Regions from separate parts of the Homo sapiens genome. Here region 2 is linked to region 1. A link is a loop called in an ENCODE intact Hi-C map of the cell type or tissue named here. Cell type or tissue: Caco-2. All regions are shown on one strand. Links, peaks and the distances in the headings refer to the core of each region. The heading gives the core; the rest is flanking DNA.

What was found. Hi-C counts contacts between places; a loop is a spot of excess contacts. Peaks named below come from ENCODE experiments on the same cell type or tissue, not always from the same donor. Only the 100,000 strongest peaks of a DNase experiment are listed, where the experiment ranks them.
Region 2: it touches region 1 in a loop (7-fold over the local background); 1 of 110 quality-filtered maps calls a loop at or near these places.

Annotation. Positions count from the first base shown.
Region 1 is chr6:105,566,164-105,576,375 of GRCh38, reverse strand. No RefSeq gene overlaps it. Among named protein-coding and RNA genes, the nearest start is that of LINC02836, 61 kb to the left of the region's middle. In Caco-2, for the core only: no CTCF peak of the experiment used is centred there; no DNase peak of the experiment used is centred there.
Region 2 is chr6:105,619,141-105,629,352 of GRCh38, reverse strand. It overlaps LINC02836 (long intergenic non-protein coding RNA 2836), which reads left to right. Exons shown (of 6, transcript XR_942833.3): 3 at 6,565-6,622; 4 at 7,779-7,865; 5 at 9,891-10,019. Among named protein-coding and RNA genes, the nearest start is that of LINC02836, 8.1 kb to the left of the region's middle. In Caco-2, for the core only: no CTCF peak of the experiment used is centred there; a DNase peak (open chromatin) is centred at 5,102.

The DNA of each region.
Region 1 (10,212 bases), core at 3,740-7,739:
ATCTATTTACTCCACAACAATGTAGACACTGGGGAAGGAGGTCAAGGAAGGTATAAGATAGCAGCTGCAAGACAGGACAGTGAGCAGGCTAGAAAAACGTTTCAACTACCTGCTCTCCCCACCTCTCCAATTGCTCTGTCTACATCTAGGAATCCCATTCATGTACCTACCAAACTTACTCCATTCACCTAAGTGTTTAGGCCTTTAGAGAATAAACCCACAATGACTGGTGTTCTACAGCTGCCTTACACATGGCCTCAACCCTTCCCTAGCAAGAAGGAAGCCTGCTGCCTTCTTGAATGGAAGAAAATGAAAGGTGAGGATAATACCAGAGAAAATATAAATCAATATCTCAAAAGATAATCAAATCTCACAAACATTTAGGAAAGTATGAGAATTGTCTTAAGTCTGAGGGGGTCATGGGAGTAGGGTGGAGGGTGCCAAATAAATGAAAGAAATTGTGTCTATTTCCAGGAGCTCACAATCTATTAAAAGTATAAGAGAAAAAAAGTATGAACATCTATGAAACTGTCAGAAAACAATGCCAAACTTTGCAACAGAAATTCAGAGAATTATAAAGAGCTGAAATCACAGGAATATTAAAGTATTTTAACAATACCTACTGGCAAATTAATTAGATACTACCAATGCAATTCACAAATATTTACTAAGTATGTGCTCTATACAAGCACTCTAGTGAACACTAGGAACATGAAGAAAGAGCATAGTTTTTCCCTATGAGCAGATGGGTAAATTTCCTATCCAAATCTTAGGAAGACAATATTGCAAAGATGTTAATCCTCTTCATATTTGTCATTATATTTGATGTAATAATTACAATTATATTTTCACACTTAAAGAGATCTTACCATATGTCAGGCACTGAGTTAAATGCTCATAAAATCCAAAGCAAAATCACAAGTTCAGGCAAACTTGCAAAATGACTGTAAAGTTTATCCAAAAAATAAACATTTGAGAATAGCAAAGAAAATTCTGGGAAAGAAAAACACAAGTGTGGATAAACCAACTGTAATTGTGGTTTGCAACAATAGATAGCTCAATGGAAAGAACTCAAAAATAACCACAAGATTATGGATAACTTCAGTAAAATTGGGGTTTCTAATCAGGTTTACAATAAAAAGTTTTTGGGACACCTGGATAGCCATTTGTGAAACAGTAAAGCTAGATTTCTACCTAATTCCTTATCCCCAAAATGGAGGTAGCAAAGACATAAATGTAAAAAATTAAACTATTAAGAGAACTAAATAAAACTGCACATAGTTTTTATAATATACTGGAAAGACTTTAAAAATATTTATTATTGAGTTGGCAAGAACATACATACTGATACAAACCGTACCCAAAGACACATGTTAAACAGGGGAAAATTATTATCAGTTTTTAGGACCAAAGATTGAGCCTTCATAAAACAACTAAAAATATGAAGAGCCCATTTTTAACAAGAAGGGCAATCAATATAGAAGGAGATGGCTCAGAGTAAAAGGAATATGCATGGTTAATAAATATGTGAAAAGATGCTCAAGTTTTGTCACAAATTTTAAAGAACAAAAATTAAAACAATGTGATATTTTTCACTTAATCCAATTATCATATTTTTGAGCCTCCATTATGTGCCAGGTGTATTTTCATGTTGTCTTATGAGCATATTTTAATATTTCTTGTAGTAATATTGCCCATAATCTATCAATTTTTAACAATATGATCAGCAGTTTGAATGGGAGCAGATGCCTCTGAAGAGCTTGATAATGCTTGAAAGGTGTTTTTTCCGGGTTCTAGTGATTCTCCTGCCTCAGCCTCCTGAGTAGCTGGGACTACAGGTGCCCACCACCACACCTGGCTAATTTTTGTACTTTTAGTAGAGATGGGGTTTCACCATGTTGGTCAGGCTGGTCTCAAACTCCTGACCTCAAGTAATCCACCCACTTCAGCCTCCCAAAGTTCTGGGATTATAGGCGTAAACCACCGCGCCCAGCCCAACCTGACTATTTTAAATGCTTACAAAATTAATTTCCTCTTATGTAATTATACTTTATTGAATTGACAATATTGCTGACAGTAAAAACTAACACTGGAATGTTGAAAACAAACCTAATTAGAATCGTAGCCCCCTGACTCTTCTCTTGTATCCACTGGAAGCAAGAAGAGCAGTTCTTCATCTCTTCATTCTTTCATTTAGTGAGTGTTCATTGAGTGTTTTACTCTGTGCCAGCACAGAGCTAGGTACTGGGGAACACCAAAATGAACAAGAGAGAGCATTAATTCCCTGCTCTCAGATTTTACCATCTAACTGGGTCTACAGGCAAGTAAACTGGCAAGAACACTTTGTTATAAGAACTTGCATTGTATCAAGTAACTGAAAGCCTTCCCGTCACCATCCTTTGCATCTGGGAACAAAGTAGTGCTGCCCAAGGTGACAGATTATTGCTGTGACTATACTAGATACTCATTTGAAGATTATTGGGGTACCTTATTTCAAGTATCTTTCTAAAGTGATACCTAAATGCAGTTAGGTCATAGACTCCCTCAAAATTAATAAGACTAAAGTTTTTGGCAATCGGGGAGAGATTTTCTAGGTCTAAATGAATCATTAGGAATGAGTAAGCCCCAGACATAACAAATGTTCTATAATTAAGAAGATAAAGAAGTATGTTAAGAAGCATAATAAATCTTAGAATAACCCCAAAAGGTGTCCATTTGTCTTTGTCCACAAATACTGGGAAAAAAAAAAAACAAAAGAAATAATCAAATGTGGAATTCCAAATGGTCTATGCCTTTTAAAACCCGGTAAGCTAATATACATTTTCTTAGGGAAAAAAAACCCTCAGTATATACCGAAGAATTAAAAGTTTCACATGTTACTTTATAGAGTTCCTAAATTAGACTGAATCATATGAAATTACTGAAATATGATTTTTTACATATAAAATTGGCACTTTCATGTGGTTCATCCTAATAGCATGGAATCTTTTCAATTCCTAAGAGAAAATGTTTGAGTAATGAGTAATTTATAGAGCTCTCACTATTAGCCAAACACTGTGCTAAACCCTGTATGACTTCAATCCACGATATTTGCCTGGGGTCCAAAAATCTGGGGCTAGAATTGAGGGTTTTTGAACTTAAGTGAAAAAATTTTACATATTATTTTCACTAACCTTTAACTAGAATTTGGCATTTTTTACCATTATAGATACAAATGGTGAACTTTGGTAATGTTAGTGATAATTATGTATGTCTTTGTCACCAATAGAAATTACAAGTATTTTGATATTGTATTACAGTTGTTACAGATATCTCAAAACATCATTTTTTACTCATCACAAACTTGAAAGTTCCTGTTGGTAACAAAACCACTTTTAGATCTTGTTATTTAATATGTTTATTACTAGTTGCAATTTTGCTTATAAAATATCCTGGTAGCAATATGATTGGGTGGCTTTATACTATTAATCTTTTATGTATTTCAAATTTATTTATTCTGATAAGAAGTTCCAAGAGCTTCCCCAGACTGGCAAATGGATCCATGGCACAAAAAGTTAAGACCCCCTGCTGTCCTTTGATCCTGGTAGCTACTCTGTATTGTAGGTAATAGTCTCATCCCCAATGTACAGATAGGAAAGATTGGGTCAGTTGCTAAAGGTACGCAGCTAATAAATAAGACAGCCATGTTTTACAATGGTTCTAGCTTCAAAGCCCATGATTTTACCCAGGACCTACACCTCCAGTTCCTCTAGGAAATTTCCAGGTGACCAATGTAGATCATGACAGTCAAGATACAGATGATCATTAAATAATATTAGTGTGAACTTGAAAATGTTTCCCTTGAGCTGCAGCAAGGATTATACAACAACCCATTTAAAAAGTATCGTCCGTGGTGATCACAAGTTTAAAGTATGAACAAGAAGACATTAACTGAGGAATAAGAAGAGTAAGCCCTAGGTAATGGTCATTGCAAAAAAGAGGGTGAAGACCTCAGAGACTCAGAGAAGGGCCCGTGGGGAGGTGAAAGGAGGCCAAAATGGATGATCCAACACATCCAGTATGACAAGGTTGTAACTAGTGACATTTATTTCTTACTCAATTGGTGACCACTGCCTTCTTTTTCTACATCTTGTGCTATGGTTTGAATGTTCCTCCAAAACTCATGTTGAAACTTAATTGCCATCGTAACAGTATTAACTGGTGGAACATTTAAGAAGTGACTAGGTCATGAAGGTTCTGCCTTCCTGGGTGGATTAATGCCATTATCACAAGAGTGGATTCATTATCACAGGCATGATAAAAAGACAAGTTCAGCCCCCATTTTTCTCTTTTTTGAGCACTTGCTTCCACCTTCCCCTTTCTGCCATAGGATGACCCTCACCAGATGCTAGTGTTGTGCTCTTGGACTTCCTAGACTCCAGAACCATGTGCCAAATAAACTTCTGTTCCTTACAAATTACCCAGTCTGTGGTATCCTGTTATAGCAACAGAAAACAAAGCAAGACTGTTTTTATTCCCCTTTCTTTCCTTTGTTTCCATTCAGTATCTAGTTTAGATTTTTATCTTACTTCTTCACATTCTAGTCAGTCTTCAGCTTGAAATAGAGGGAAATATGTCAGGTTGTATCCAGTGTAATTCAGGCTTATATGTTCATCCATCCATTTGGGCTTTCATAGGTTTTCACATGTGATAGAAAGAGATGAAGGATGCAAAGTAAGGCTGAGATTCCCCAACTAAGCAGGAAAGCACTAGGATTCCACACATATCATTTCTTTCATTTAGTATTTAAGTCATGTGCCAGATCCTGAGCTAGATCCAGGGGATACCCAAGTACCCTTCAGTCTTTCCAGGGTAACCAGATATTAACAAATACAAATACTATCCTCCCAAAATCTACTCTTTTAGTTGTGTAAGGGATGTAGATATGATAGTTGATGTAGATGAGACAGCTGTCTTCATTTTAATTAAAGAACAATGAGGATCTCTAGGACACCTCACCATTTCTGGGATACCACAGCTGGGAAATAGTCCACTAGGGGAATGCATTGGTGAGCTTCTACTACAACTATTCCTTGGCTTGATTCACTGCTATCAGTCTCCCAATGGTGTGGTGACTTGTGTTCATGACTCTTCATTCAGTGACTTGGGTGTAAATTCCCACCTCCACATTCTTAGAGAAAGCCTTGGGCAAGTTAGCCTCTTTGTGCCTTAGTTTCTTCATCTGCATGATGAAGTTGATCATATAATTCTCTTCCTAAAGTTGTTGTCGGGATTCGAAGATATGTAAAATACATGGCATCTGTGGTTTCATAAATGTAGCCATTTTTATCACAACTGATACGAATACCATTACCTTCTCTGCTTATCTGCTTTGCCTCTTAAATCCCAAAACTACAAATAGATTTCATTTCAGTGAGGAAAGGAAGGCTCAGGGATTGATGAAAACAACATTTCTCCTGTCAATTATAGATGTTTTTTGTGGCAGAGAAGATTATGAAACAAATTTCCCCAGCTCTTTGGAGAGACAGAAAAGAATGGCTAAGAAGAGCTGACTCTCTCAGTGACAGAAAGGCATGCTTTCAGCAAGGTACCCTCTAAGGGATATGAAGCTTAGGTTACCAAGGCATTGTAAGTTTTCACAATCGTGCAAACATAAATGATTAACCCATTTTAAAGCTTTGGATATTAGAGCTTTATTCTCATATCATTCTTAAGGCTTATACTCAAGGATCGGTGTAGAGTCAAAACCACATAATGATGATGACCTTCTGATAACCGAAGCTGGTTTGATGGCCACTAGATGGAGAGATTAGAAAAGTAGCTTGTATTGAACTACTATCACTATCAAGCACTATGTGTAGGAATTTTTATATATTCTTGAATCATCACAATAGATCTATGAAATAGGAATTGTAACTGCATTTTGATGAGAAAACTGAATTTAACAAAATTGAATAATTTGTCAAAAAGAAAACCCAGCCAGAAAGGGGCAGCATCAGGATTTGAACACTGGGACATGTGACTGCAGAGCCCACATCCGGTCACATATACCACCCTAGGCACATGGTGTGTTAAATGTGCCACTAAAGTAGCTGTGAGATATTAGCTTCACATGTGAAAAACTGCCTCTCAATCCCACCTCCATCCCCCACATCACAAATTAGTTTATATTCATTATCACTGAATTTCACAAGCCCACATGAGATTAAAATCCTTATTGGTATCATAATCTTTGTTAAACCTACGAAGAATCCATAGCCCCATAACAAAATGCCATGTCAAAGGTTAAGCCGAACTTAGAAAGTGAGTGATTTAACTAAAAAGAACATGCTGACTAGTAGGTTTCTCTGGATAAGAGTAAAGAGGTTCCAGTAGACTCAGAACTTGTCATTTGTCAAAGTTCACAGGAGGGAAGGTGTTATCTTTTTCTGTCTAACTCCAGGTTCACAAGACAAGGCATATTGCCAAAAAAAAGTCAAGAGGTTATCTACCGTCAACATTAGGAGGATCTGAATAGTCAGGGAACAGTGTTTGGGATGAAATTCTCAAAGACCTTATCCTTGGGCCAATGGTTTTAAAAGTGAACTTTTTCTTTCTATTTGACATTCATGAATCATATCATAAATAACTGGCCAGGATTATACTTAGCCTGGGTATTAACCATTTCATAGCTCTGTGTCTGTTTACCCATGAATCTCCTCTTCTCTGAAACAAATGTATACTTTCTGCTGACTTTTCAAATAAAATTCAGGTGAGCTGTGAAAGTGCCTTGCACTCGTTCAAAAAGCTAATCCCGTAAAGTCAACCATAGATAAAAATGTATGGCCTACAGTATTTACCTTCATTGCACATATGTGATGTTTTCTCATCTAAATTTTCTACCTGAAGATACTTTGCTCCCAAGAAAGCAGGTTCTACAATGATGTTTGTGAATTTTTTATCCAATCTATAACCTATTGTTTTCTGGCAATGCCCATGCCAGAGAGGGTTGGCCTTTTGGGGTGGGAGAGGGATACACTACCTGTGGGGGCGCCCACAAGCCAGCTCCCATAAGGACCACCATCCAGACAAACAGCCCTCAAAGTTTGACCAGCAAATGAAATTGCCCCAGAACTGTTCAAATGTGAAGTTGAAAACTCTGGGGACTTTTCTCCTGGGTGGTGAGTATGGGCAAATATATTAACTCACCATTTCAATTAAACAAAAAGAATATTCAAAATAAAAATCTTCCCAACATGCATAACTAAAGAGAGGCCAACTCACTCATCTCTCTGGGGTCAGTTTGCCTTCTGCAAAAAGTAGAACTGAAATAGACTACTTCTAAGAGGCTCAATAATGCTGGTGTTGATTCTAACTTTAGAGTAATCTAATTGCAGAGCAATTTGGAGACTTTACAAGTAGATAAAATGGGAAAAGGAATTTGCTGAAGATTTGAGATAAGTTAGAATTTTAATTCCATTTCTCTGGAGTTTCCCTCGGGGCCTGCTCATTCTTTACCCTCCAATTGGCATTTGGAATAGCACAAGAATCATTTTATAAATAAAGAGCTGGGGAGAAAGGTCAAGTTAACAAGTTAGTATCATACATTATTTCATTCAGTGACTATTTACCAATGCCTTTTATCTACTAGACTTTATGCATAGAAATAAGGTTGATCAAATCATGTTTATTTTTTAAAAGAAAACACACCCAATTTTATCTAATGAAAGGCAAAAATGACCAAATTTCCTTGATATGTATAATCATTCTGTCTTGTTTCTACTTTGAACGTTATTTTTTGGCATGGTGCAGGTAAGGGAACACACCAAAAAAATCATATCATTCCTCTAGAGAACTTTGAAGCAAGAAGAGATCATAGTCTCTAATTCCATCATGTGATGATCAACATATTGACCTGCTGCTCAACCATTATCAAAGTCTTCACCCAGTTTTGAAATCCCAAAGGGCTGCATCTGTCCTTGGCCCAAGCATGCCATTCTCATTAGTATGAGTGGGATATATTCTTACAGGCAAAGGGCAATTTGTAGCCCCAATTCTGCAAGAAAAACCGTGATTCATGTAGACATTATCTTAGTCCTGGCTTCTCATAAGCTAGCTTATCTTATCTACCTTGCACCTTGGCATGTTTTCTGTTTCTACGAGTCTAACTACACAGTGCTTTGTCTGAAACTCTGGATGATAAGGGCTTTTTGTTCTCATAATCTTTTTTAAAAACCATATTCAATAATCAAGTAAATGCAGATAGAACATTTATTTTTAAAACTGCTTAAACAGAGACTGGGAATATTTGTGGACTAATGGTGTTGAGCAAAGACAGTCTATAACAGGACAATAACTACCTGCCCTGAAATGTGTCAGAAAGCGGGATCCACTTCTCCTCCTCCTGGCCCAGGGGGGTTCACATGCACCAGTGCTTCCCTAAATTCTCCATTGAAGGGTATCCCACTCATTAACTGAAATAGATGCTATGGGGGAAAGGAATAGCAGATGGTGTGGGGGAAAGGGCTACTTTGCAAAGATTATACTTAATCATAATTAATAAAGAAAGAGCGACAGAGCCCAGCAAATATGGTATCTCACCTGCTGTAAGGATGTCCAAGTTAAGAAGTACAGTTTTCAATGGGAATTAGTCCGTTTCCAGAAGATAGATGGAAGGAAGGCACAGCAGGGAGAAGAAGGGGATAGAATTCGCATTCAAGAGCTGCTCTGATGGCAGCTCCCAGGGAGGAAGGGTCAAAGTGAAAACAAGACGGTCAGGGCCCGTCAGCCTTCCTAGCATGCTAGCAGGGGCACACTGGCCTCCACATTTGCAGAGAGCGAGGATAGCAATGTCCAGTAATTGTCAAACTCTACAGTTCTTTCACGACCTTGTTCGAATGCCCAATGCAAAGTAAAGTATGAATTAGGAGCTATTTTTTTCCATCTTATTGATGAAAACTCTGAGACAACAGAAGAATTAGTAACTTGTTCATAGTCACATGGCTAGAAAGTGAAAGAGCTATGACTCAAACCCATCTCTTTTGACTCCGTAGTCTACATTCTTTTCCTAGGACCACAGTTGCTGCAACAACTTATTTTGTGAAGTGGTCTAGGGCATAGCATTGATAGGTAACACGTTCAGGTGTAATTGTGAATCTAGTATCTAAGACAAGTAAAGGGGAGGAAGTAAGATGACATTTTCAGTCTTCTAAACTGCATTAATGTGATGACCTTATTCAAAACAGTGGAGGATAAGACATTGAACTAGCAGGAATCAAAATATGGATGCAGGGTGTGTGTATGCGTGTGTGTGTGTGTGTGTGTGTGTGTGTATCTGATAGAGAAGAAGTGATAGGGAAAGTGGTACAATCTCTCTTTTCTGCTTCCTGGTTTCTACAATGTATTCAAAGAGCAGAGAGAGAGAAAGAGCCAGGAATGGATCATCCTTATATTCAAATTCTACATCATGACTAAGAAAAGCATTCTCTGTGTGCACATGTCAAAGTTTACCAAAATATTGTCTCTTTTCCTTCCGCAGCTTTTCTTGTAATCCAGGCAGGGGCTAAAGAGATTGGTGAATCCTTACTGACCACATGCTGATTTCCTTCTTATTTCGGTGTGATCATCTTTTTTGTGTGGGGCAGAAATGCCCAGATAGATTAGCTGAGGTTGCGCGTGACAGCATGCTGTACGGGAAAGGGTAATGATTGTGGCACTGTGGCACGCATCAGCTGACTTGTAAAATTTCCTGACAGCACACTTATTGCATGTTGTAAAACCCTTGGACATGTACTTGGGGAAAGATCTCATTGCCACAATTACACTCTATGTGCCCAAAATTTCTTGTCAGCCAAGTTAGTGGCATCAGTGGTAAAGTGAATTTGCTTCTCAGGGAAACTTGAAGTAAATGCCAGTAAAAACAGATTTTTAAAATAGATAATGTTAATACCGGTAACATTGCTCACCATTATCAAAAGTTCTTCTGCTGAGGACTCCTATAAGTAATTTTTTTCTAGTAAAATAGGGACATTTGGGTTATTCTTTATCATGATACTTCCTCGGTCTGCACGTGGTGCTTCCATTTACTTTTCATTTATGCTTCACCCCAGCACACCCCTATTTTTTCACCTCTCCTCCCTTCCACTCCAGTGAGATGGCTGGCTTCTCAAAGATCACCAGGAATCCTCTTGCTAAGTACAGCATCCTATTCTTAGTTCATGGTACAGGCTTTCT
Region 2 (10,212 bases), core at 2,669-6,668, 54 kb before region 1:
TAAAATTTTAACTAGTTTCTTGAACATCAGCTAGTTCTTATAATACAGGATTTTAATGGTATGAGAGTAAATGAATCAAAAACACATGCATTAATATCCCCTCAGAATCCTCAGGCTGTTCAAAAATTTACAAGAGACATTTGAAGAAAATATAGTTTAGGTTCTGTCAGATTCTAAATGCAGAATATTTTAAGATATGCCGTGATTTCAAAGTATGACTTTGCAAGCCTATTGGAGTATCACAATATTGGAGTATCATTGACATTTGTATAAGTGAACTATTTAGTAACTGGAATTATCATGAGTGGCCACAAAGCTCTACTTAAGCAAAGTGACTGCCACCACACAGTGCAGTAGACCTCCGGTTTAAGAGTTTCTAAGTCTGACCCAACTGGTAACAAAGAGAAGATTTCTCTCAAGTTCAGCACAGCAGCCCTTCGGAAGTTGGTGCTCTTTGTGTTTTTTCTTTATCAAGGAGAGTGGGAGTTTTAGATACAGGGAGGCGTGGGTTGCTTGAGTGAAAGGAAAGCAGTGCAGGGGTCCTACCTGCCTCTGTAATGGAAACTCCTCCTCATTATGAAGCTACTGCCTTGGTGGGCACACGACGAATATGGGCTGGGAAGAGCAGGGTGATTGCAGGTCATGATGACCTAGTAGGATTAGCTAGTTTGTATAAACACGTTCCAAGTCCAGCTATGTTTCAGTTAAGCTGCGCACAGACAAATACCAAAGTGGCCTAGCCCTGTTTCAGTGTCACAAACTGTTTATTTATACAAGAGATCCCTAGAAGTCCACTAATTTAGGAGACAGCCATCTTAGGGAATTCATGGAACCCTCTCTGTAGTGGTTATTTTAAAACCAAATTAAACCAGGCCCTTGAGAAAGCAGTGTAGAGAGTGATCCCATATTGCATCTTGATGTAAGCAGGACAGTGAGTCTTTTGAAAGAACTTCCCTATCACGAGTGTCTATTGGTTTCATTTGTTCTACAGGGATGTGAACCATTTGGTGTGCTGGGTTGTGGCTCACACATTGAGATAAGAATGAAGCCTATGTAGGTCACTCTTCTGCGTCTAACATGTTTCTCTTCTTGCCTGTTGAGAAAGAGCTGTAGCCTTCTTGGGGTTCAAGCAGACACTCAAAAAGCTCCTTTTGCATTTTGATACATCTAATAGAGCCTACAAATGGAAGCTACCTTGTGCATTGTTCAGTAAACATTTATGGAGCACTTCCTGTGGGCCAGAGACTGGGTTAGGGATTGGTTACATAGATAGTTGATGCAGATAGGAAAAAGAAAGTTAGATCTTCAGTAAAGTTATAACCTGAGTCTGGAGGCAAAGAGGATGGAAGAGACAGATGTGTAAAGAAACTGTAAACATATAAGTCCTGAGACAAAATCAAGGACAAAGTCCTAGGAAGGTAGAAACTTCACAGGAAAGGAAGCAACTCACTTTTTCTGGGGACATCAAGAAAGCCTTCCCAGGGAAGGTGATTTTGAGATAGGTTTTAAAGGATGGGTTGGAATTTGATAGTTGATCAAGGTCAATGATATCAGTGGAAGAACAGATCCATAGGGAGGTCAATAGGAAAAGGAAAAGGAACTTATCCAAAAGGCCTCAATGGGGTTGACTTTTGATTGGTACCCTTTGTACTTCCTATTTAAAGAATGGTTTGGCTTCTGTCTTTTTGTTTCCTCAATGCCCTGTTTCCCATTTGTCACTTTGATTTGTCTCTTGTATTTTGTCTCCTTTTGCAGTCTTGATTCAATCCAGTTCAGCATTTATTGACATCTTATATTTTTGGTGCTGCGTCAACCCTATGGGAAATATAAGAGAAGGAAAACCCTGTCTCAGCCCTCTGAGAGTGTGTTCTCCAAGGCTTGTGTTGACATGGTCTACATGCACTCACTCATTGAAGTGCTTTGGAAACAGGTTGATGATTATCCTCCAGCCTTTAAAAGCCATCCAAATTGACAGTTGCTCAGCCTCATTTCAATTAGGAGGTAGTGAAAATGTGACAAAATATATTAGGCATGGAAATTAAAGTGTCTGATGGTGTAATACAAATCCTTTCTTATGACAAACACAATCCCCAGGAGTGGTACCACAGCTGATTCATTTTTCATATGTTTTAGGAAAAGCACAATTTTTCGAAAATCTTAAATTGGCTATTATAGGAATACATGCCTAAGGGAGACATAAATGTAGATTTTCCTGGCACTAATATTTCCTGTGCTCTAGGGATAAGAAATCCACAAGATATAACTTTAAAAACCTGCTATGTTGCCTGAAGTTTCTCCATACCTTCTATTGCTTAATTGCTTTTATTTTATTGGCTGGTTAAAGAAGAGAAATGCTAACCTAGTTATTGGTTTGACTCAGCAGTCTCTCATGTCTGAAAAAAAAAGCGATATGAGTGGGAAGAGCCTTGAAACAAATTTGTAGTGAGACTCACTGTTCCTCTCTATCTTGAGGAATAGAAATCAGATTTCATAGAGTACTTGTATTTTTACACCTAAAAAAGTCTTCTGAAATAGAAGGAAAAAGATCATGCCATCTCAGTCAAGGTCAAGAGAGTTTACATTGGGTCTGCAGGTACCAAGATGGGAGTAATGATAAGACTGAGGACTTCTTGTCACTGGCTCAAAGCACCAAACTCAATCCTTCTTACTTCAGACACACAAGAAACCAGGAAGGCTTTCACAGCAATACTTGCCATTCAGGTTGTTCAAAATGACTTCCAGAATGCCCAGCATTATTAGGAGAAAGGTACTACCTAATGAACTTCATGCTAAACACTCTATTGAATCCCATTTTGTTTCTTCCTGCCACAGTTCCAGGAACCAAACTGAGTCAAAAAGAGAATACTGAACTATTTACCAAGTCACATGACTAAACTAAACTTTAATGCTAACTGTAAAAACAAGAGGCCTAATCTCTTGGATGTGTATGTTTGGTTTTTGTCTTGCTTTTTTGTTTGTTTGTTTTTGGTTGTTTTGCTTTGGATTTTTTTGTTTTATTTTCATAGTGGTAATTTCGGCATTTGCCAAGTGACTAATACTCTTCGGTAACATCAGTTTATGCGGACCCAGGATCTCTCCTTTCAGAGCAAGTATGTTCATGATTGTTCAGGTATTTCTGCAGGATTAGCTGGCCCAGTCGCTTAAAGTTCTGTATGGTCTACAAAATACTTTCTCATTTGTTATTTCATATGAGTCTTGAAAGTGACCTGTGAGATAGACTGAAATGTTTGATTATTCACAGTTCACAGATAGGGGCAGCAGACCCAGAGAGCCTAATTTAGATTCAGTTATACTAATTTAAACCCTAGTAAGTAGTAGAGCTGAGATTTAAAACTAAGTTTCCCCTCTCCAAGTTCTGAATTGTTCCCATGGTACAAGAGGTCGTGTGTGGTGAAAGAAATCAGGGCTGGGTATGAGGCCTCTCTGCCAATGGTTGCCTGCCTGGCTTGGTTGTTTTGCCAGAGATAAGACCTGACAGAGACATCAGTGCATCGGGCAGGATGATGACCAGCTTCCCCTTCAAATGGATAGGTTTTAGATACTTATCTTTATTTAGTGAGAATTGGAGAGACTGACTTTCTAATAACAAAAATTCCACATTCCTTTGTTTTGAACAGTATGTCCACCTTCTTGTCCTATGACTCCAGTTTCCCCAAGTCAAAAACATTAATGACCCTTGTAGACTCATATATTTGGTGAAGACTTTAACAAAATCTACTGCTTCCAGAAGTATGGAGGATGATCACACTGCAAATACCCTGCTTCTCATTGGTCACTTTGATTTTTCTCTTTTATTTCCTCTTCTTTGGCAATCTTGATTCAATCCAATTCAGCGTTTATTGACATTATATATTTTTCGGCACTGCATTGGCCCCGTGGGAGACACAAGAGAAGAAAACCCTGAACCAGCCCTCCCACACAGCCTGCAACTTGAGAAGCCCCTTTGAATAGACCCCTTGCCCAAGTCTCTCTCTCTCTCTCTCTCTTTCCCCCCCCCCCCCTTCCCTTTTCTCTTTCAGGCCTCAACCTTCCCAACTCTGACACCGTATTCTCAGGTCTTACACCTCCTGAAATCTCTCTCCCTTTCTTGGCAGAGCAACTTAATCTTACCTCAGCCTCTCTCTCTAAGCTTGGAATCTCCTTCGCAGAATGATATAAACCTTCAGCTATGTCAAAGACCATTTTCCTGAGAATATCAATTTTGTTGAACTCAACAAATCAAAGAACCAACGCTCAGTACCAGACTCTATCTTCCTTAAAAGGCAGTGAGGAAATTGTTAAAATATACGTGTAAACTTCTTTCTGTTGTATGGTTAAATTCACGTAAGAGAGTAATACATGTGCTGAGCAGAAGGGGACCAATTTACACTTTACCAGTTATGTAAGCAACCATGCAATAAAATTATTTTAAGTTAACAAACACCACATTCCTGATTAATTGCAAAATGTCTTAAGTCTCTTTTAAACGATTCTCTGACAGCTACTCAATGGGACTGCCCTTTCATTGGGCTCTTCCTCCAACCCTCAGTTTCCTCATCTGGAAAACAGAGATATCACTTTCATGCACTGATTTGGTAAGAATTAAATGAGATACCCTCATATAACAGATCTAATCACAGCATCTGTTCATAGTAGGCAGTTGGCAAATCTGAGCCACCTCCCCACCTCACCCCCTCCAACATTTGCCCATAATGCTTCTCCTTCCCTCAGGCCCAACTTCCATCAAATATTGTAAACTTTCCTAGGAACAGAACCTTGTCCTTTATTCCCTATGCTTAGAATAATGTGGCAAAGGCTGGGTATAGACAAGTCATTTAATAGTTGACCTTCCATATTAAATTTCCATTTATATCTATCTATCTATCTATCTCTTTCTCTATCAATATTTTCCCTTGAGTCTCTATCTTTATACATATATACATATGCACGCATATAAGTATATGCACATATATATTTTAGCCTGAAAGTTTTTGCATAAATTGTAGCAATAAAAGTACTATCTTTGGAGAAGAGATAAGAGATAAGAAGTCTTGGTTACTCAACATGTTGAGCCATGATTCTTTGGCAAGCAGGACCTTAGTTCTTAGGGTTCCATCTGGAAGACAAAGCGTCCTCCTTTTTGCAATAATGTCTTATCTGTCTATGAAAGATAAAGGGGTCATCTGAAGTGGCAGAGACCTGAAATGTTAGTTCCAAGAAATTTTGTTGCTAGTTTTTATTATTCTTCTCTGGATGGAATGTAGCCCCACAATTAAGTTTGCTATCTGACTCGGGTTTTATTTCACTTCATTCTCAACCCATCTAGAGTAGTTTGTAGATTAGTTTTTGTGTTTTGGAAAAACAAAGAATATTGGAAGATTCAAATAAGGCTTTAAGGAAATTCATCATTAATTTGGTAAATAACATCTTCCTAGAAAGAATGTTTAGCTTTGGCCCTTTCAATATCATCAGTTTTAGGAAGTGTATTATCTAGTTTGGTAGCTCAGTTGTAACTAATGTCTTCTATAATTTCCTCTTACTCACATGCCACAAAGATATTTCCCTGGAGCCTCAATGATTTCACCCCTGGATATAGATGGTAAAGAAGAGAGTAGTACAAAATGAAGCTGAAGAAACAGGCTGTGATCAGATTATGACAGGCCTTGAGTTTTGGGCTTTATTTTGCGGACAAAAGGGAATTTGAGGTACAGAATAGTGTGAGGGAAAGCTAAAAAGCATGAAGAGAATGATGTTAAGGTTTGAATTTCAAGGCCATGGGAAACCTCTGAAGCATTTTAAGCTAGCAATGGTGGACTTGAATATATTTGTATTTTTAAACAACAAAGATGTTTGCCTTGTGAAGGAGGTTGAGGTGGGAATGTGGAGAGAGAGAGGCTAATTAAGAATATGGCCTGTGATGGCCCACATGAGAACTGGTAGATAGTAACCCGGTTTAAGCAAAGGAGATGGTGAGGATAAAGGTCACATTCAAGAGACAGGAATATTTCCTATGTAGGAAATAGGATTCCATGTGATTCTGAGTATGAAGAGAAAGAGGAAGAAAATAAAGATAATACCCAGTCAAAGAACATAAGTTATTTAGAAACTGGGTATAACTGATTTAAAATCAATGTGATTCTGAAAACGGTGGTCTCAGTTGGTTTCTCTTATAATATCACACCCACCACGAAGCTGTGCACACAAGACACCATCTACAAATTATGTCGGCTGGTAGCACACTCTCCAAAGGAAGGCACCGAGGGTGCTTCCAAAAATACAGACCCACCTCATCTGCAAATGTTTTCATGGCAATGGATGACTTACCCTATTTACAAAACTTAATCTACCTGATTGGTATTATTCCACAAAGATTTGATCTGGCGGGCAGTGAATCCAGGTCCCTCAGCTTTTCCTTCTCTATATGAATCCTCCACCAGATATTTAGTAAGACAGTGACATGCAAGAAAAATCATCATTGAGAACTTTGGAACACAGTGGGAGGTTTGGTTGAAGATGAGTTTATAACAGCTGTGGAGATAAAACTGTAAACATTTACTTTTTCAGCTCCTTCCTGTCCTTTATTTCCATTGATAAGAAAAAGCTGTCTGTAACTGATTTCCAGGTAAATCTTAGGTTTAAATCCCCACTTTATTTTTCCTTTTACTCATCCCGGAAATAAAAAACCATCACAGTTCAGTTCAATTCCTATACGTGTATAGCTCAACTTTTTGTTCCTGTTGATGACATTTCATGTCTAATGATTAAGAAAAAGTAATGGGCATATATTTCTTTGACAATCTAGTAAACAAATCAGTTGAAAAACCATGCCCTGTCTATCTCAACTGTTGTTAACATTGGGTCAAAGTACAGGAAGAAAATGAACCCTTCTTCAAATTCCTGCCCTGCTTAGCAAAATCTCAGTTTGGAGAGAGCATATTCAGGGTAAGCCCTCTGACTTGGTTTATATCCCTATTGGCACATCACGAGATATTGGCCAGGTTGCTTAACTTTTCAGCATGAGCTCCCGTATCTGCATAAGGGGCATTTGATGGTGATCATCCCTTTAGCAAGCATTTATTAAACGTCTATTTTCATGTATCACTGTACTAGGTACTATACCAAGATGCCTACCCAAGAGAGATATGGTAAAAAAATCTATGAGATAATGAAAGTAAAATGTTTTAATGTCCTTGAAGTAATGAAACTATGCCAAGCCAAGAGATTATGAATTTAAAATTTCATGAGAGTGAAGAAGGACTTTCACAGTTTTCATAACTTTAAAATTTATTTAGTTGATATGGAGATCGGGATTAATCTCAACAGAGAAGAGTTAGCATTGCACAGAGAAAACTGTTCAGGACCGAGAATATATGTGCAGATCACAGAGTCACAAAGGAGGTCAGGATAAAGAGAAAGCGCCAGGATAATGGGCTGCAAATTTATCATAAGCCCTGGCAAATAATGACATAATTTTGAACAAGATCATTGAGTATAAAGAGTACTATGCTAAACAGATTAATATTTGGCCTTTCTCCCTGCTGGTCTGTCCTGGGAAGCTGAACCCTATAGGCTTTGTTACCCAGGGTCCCGTGACACTGGCTTACATTGAAATTTGTCCAATGAGCAGCACCAGCAGGAGATCGGGGTGGAAGGAGATAGCAATCAGAGTATTTCTTCCAGGGCTCCTACCTTCCCTGGGTGGGTCTCTGACAGTGGCTGTAGCCTCTACTAGCTTACACTGGATTCAAGCAGCACTATTTCCTCCTCTTGTTCTTTAGGCCGAAGTACAAGAACAGCTTCCCACTGTCGCTAGTCTCTGGGTGCCTCAACATCCCTTGTTTGTTTCTTTAACCTGCTTGTAACCTGTAAGTAGGCATTTATCAAACTGTCTTTATGGAAACTTCTGGGGTGGATTTTGTTCTTGCCAGGATCCTGACTAATATATAATATTATAAAATATTTACATAAAGTCCAGAAAGATCCTCATGTAGACTCTAAGATATTTTTCACATGAAAAACAAAAACACCCAAGTTTTTTAATCAATCTCCCCACAAGATGTCCCAGAGATGTTTGGATTTTATTTCTTTGAAGCTCTAGAAGGTCTCACACAGGAGCATCAATATCCTCTGATGAAACAATTTTTAAGCAGAAACTCATTATGAAAATATCTTAGAAAGGGTGAGAAACCCCAGAGGATACTTCATGCATTGTTCTTTTCCTTTACGTGGTTGATGACGTGCATTTTAAGTCAGAAGAAAGGAAAACATTCAGTAATTCTGGCTTTTCTTAGGCAATAATGGGTTTTGCAGGTCTGGGGACAGGATTTTATCTGAGGGGTTAGAGTGTACATGGATCAGAGCTTTGTGTCACACACACAGAACACAATGAGGTGTCAGCAATCTGCAGTCTGGGAGGATGCTCACACGATCCAGCATTGACATTTTGTGACTCACTTTACCTCCCCTCTGCTCTAGTAACAAACATACTACCAAGTGGGGAGCTATAAATGAGTCCATTTCCTGCAAATAAGATTTTAATGAGATTCTTTAGCTGGTCACACACCAACGTGAGATAATAAAAAGTTGATTGTTCATCTCCTCCCCCCAGCGCTAGTGATAGTCCATGTTCTTGAAACATACCAAATTTAATTAAGCTTACAAAATTATAATGGGACAAAAAATTAGGTCAAAATAAGTCTGTCTCCAGTGATGGTGACAGGGACTTTTACGTACAGCCAAGTGATCTCCAGCAGAACGTCACTGCTGCTTGACCTAATGTCACGGAAAACATAACATTTTGTAACCGTCATGCTTCATTTGGCATGGCTTGGCTAACTCACTCATCCTCAGGCTTAAAAATAGGGCATTGAGGTACGTTAGAGAAAAAGGAAGTAACATTCCAACCCTCTCTCCGTGGGACTTAGAAGGTCTACATGGGAAACCATTTGTTTTCTCCCCACAATTTGTCTCTGTCCCTTATTTTTAGACATTGATGGTAAGAGGGGCCTATGGGGCACAGGTATGATCAGGAGCCAATGGGGAGGAGCAAATGCAGGAGGAGGAAATGGGAAGACAAACTATTTTCCCATTGCATTATCTACTCTTCTCAAGGCAAATAATCCGAGTTTTAGTAGCCATTAACTCATAGGGACAACTTCCAAATGATCTTGCTCCTTTTGGAACTTAGCCTGTTGCTTGCAACATCTCTTATTGCTCACGAAGTTGAAGAAAATGGACAGAGATGAGAAAAAAATATGAAAAAGATATGGTTGGACAATTATATGAGCTTTGCTGTTTTTTTTTTGGTTTAAATTAATTATTCATTGATTTTATTCATTCAACAGATATGTACTAGGTATTTATTGTGTGCCAGCTAGTAACATAGACAGTATGGATCCAAGAGTGGAACAATACTAAATACCTACCCTCCATGAGTTTATTTTGGAGTAGGAAAAACAGACAATAAACTAAAAGACATAATCAATACATAATATGATGTCTGGTATCATAAGATGTAATGTGTGGCTGGGCGAGGTGGCTCACGCCTGTAATCCCAGCACTTTGGGAGGCTGAGGCGGGCGGATCACGAGGTCAGGAGATCAAGACCATCCTGGCTAACACGGTGAAACCCCACCTCTACTAAAAATACAAAAAATTAGCCAGGCGCAGTGGTGGGCGCCTGTAGTCCCAGCTACTAGGGAGGCTGAGGCAGGAGAATGGCGTGAACCTGGGAGGCGGAGCTTGCAGTGAGCCGAGATAGCGCCACTGCACTCCAGCCTGGACTCTGTCCCAAAAACAAAAACAAAAACAAAAAAGATGTAATATGTGTGAGACTCTATGCCAATAATTTACTTACACAGCTCTCATCTACTCCTCACAACAACTCAAAGGTAGGCGCGGAGTTTATTACCTGTTTTCTTGTGAGAAGACAAACTCAGAGTGGAAGAGAACTTGTCCCAGGTCACCCTTGGTGGAGGTGAGCTCAGATCAGCCTGACCTCACAACCCAACAAGAAGCAGGTGGGTTTGTTTTGCCTCCTGCCAGCCTACCTACATTCTGCCTGTCCTGAAAGATGCCTTCCTGGGCCTGCCCTCTTTGAGGTCTGGGCACTTTCTGCTTGTAGAATTCACTTGGCAATTAACCATGGACAGCCTTGTGAAAGCTGTTGTCTCTTTTTATTTTGAGCTGCTATTGAAATATTTTATTTTTATT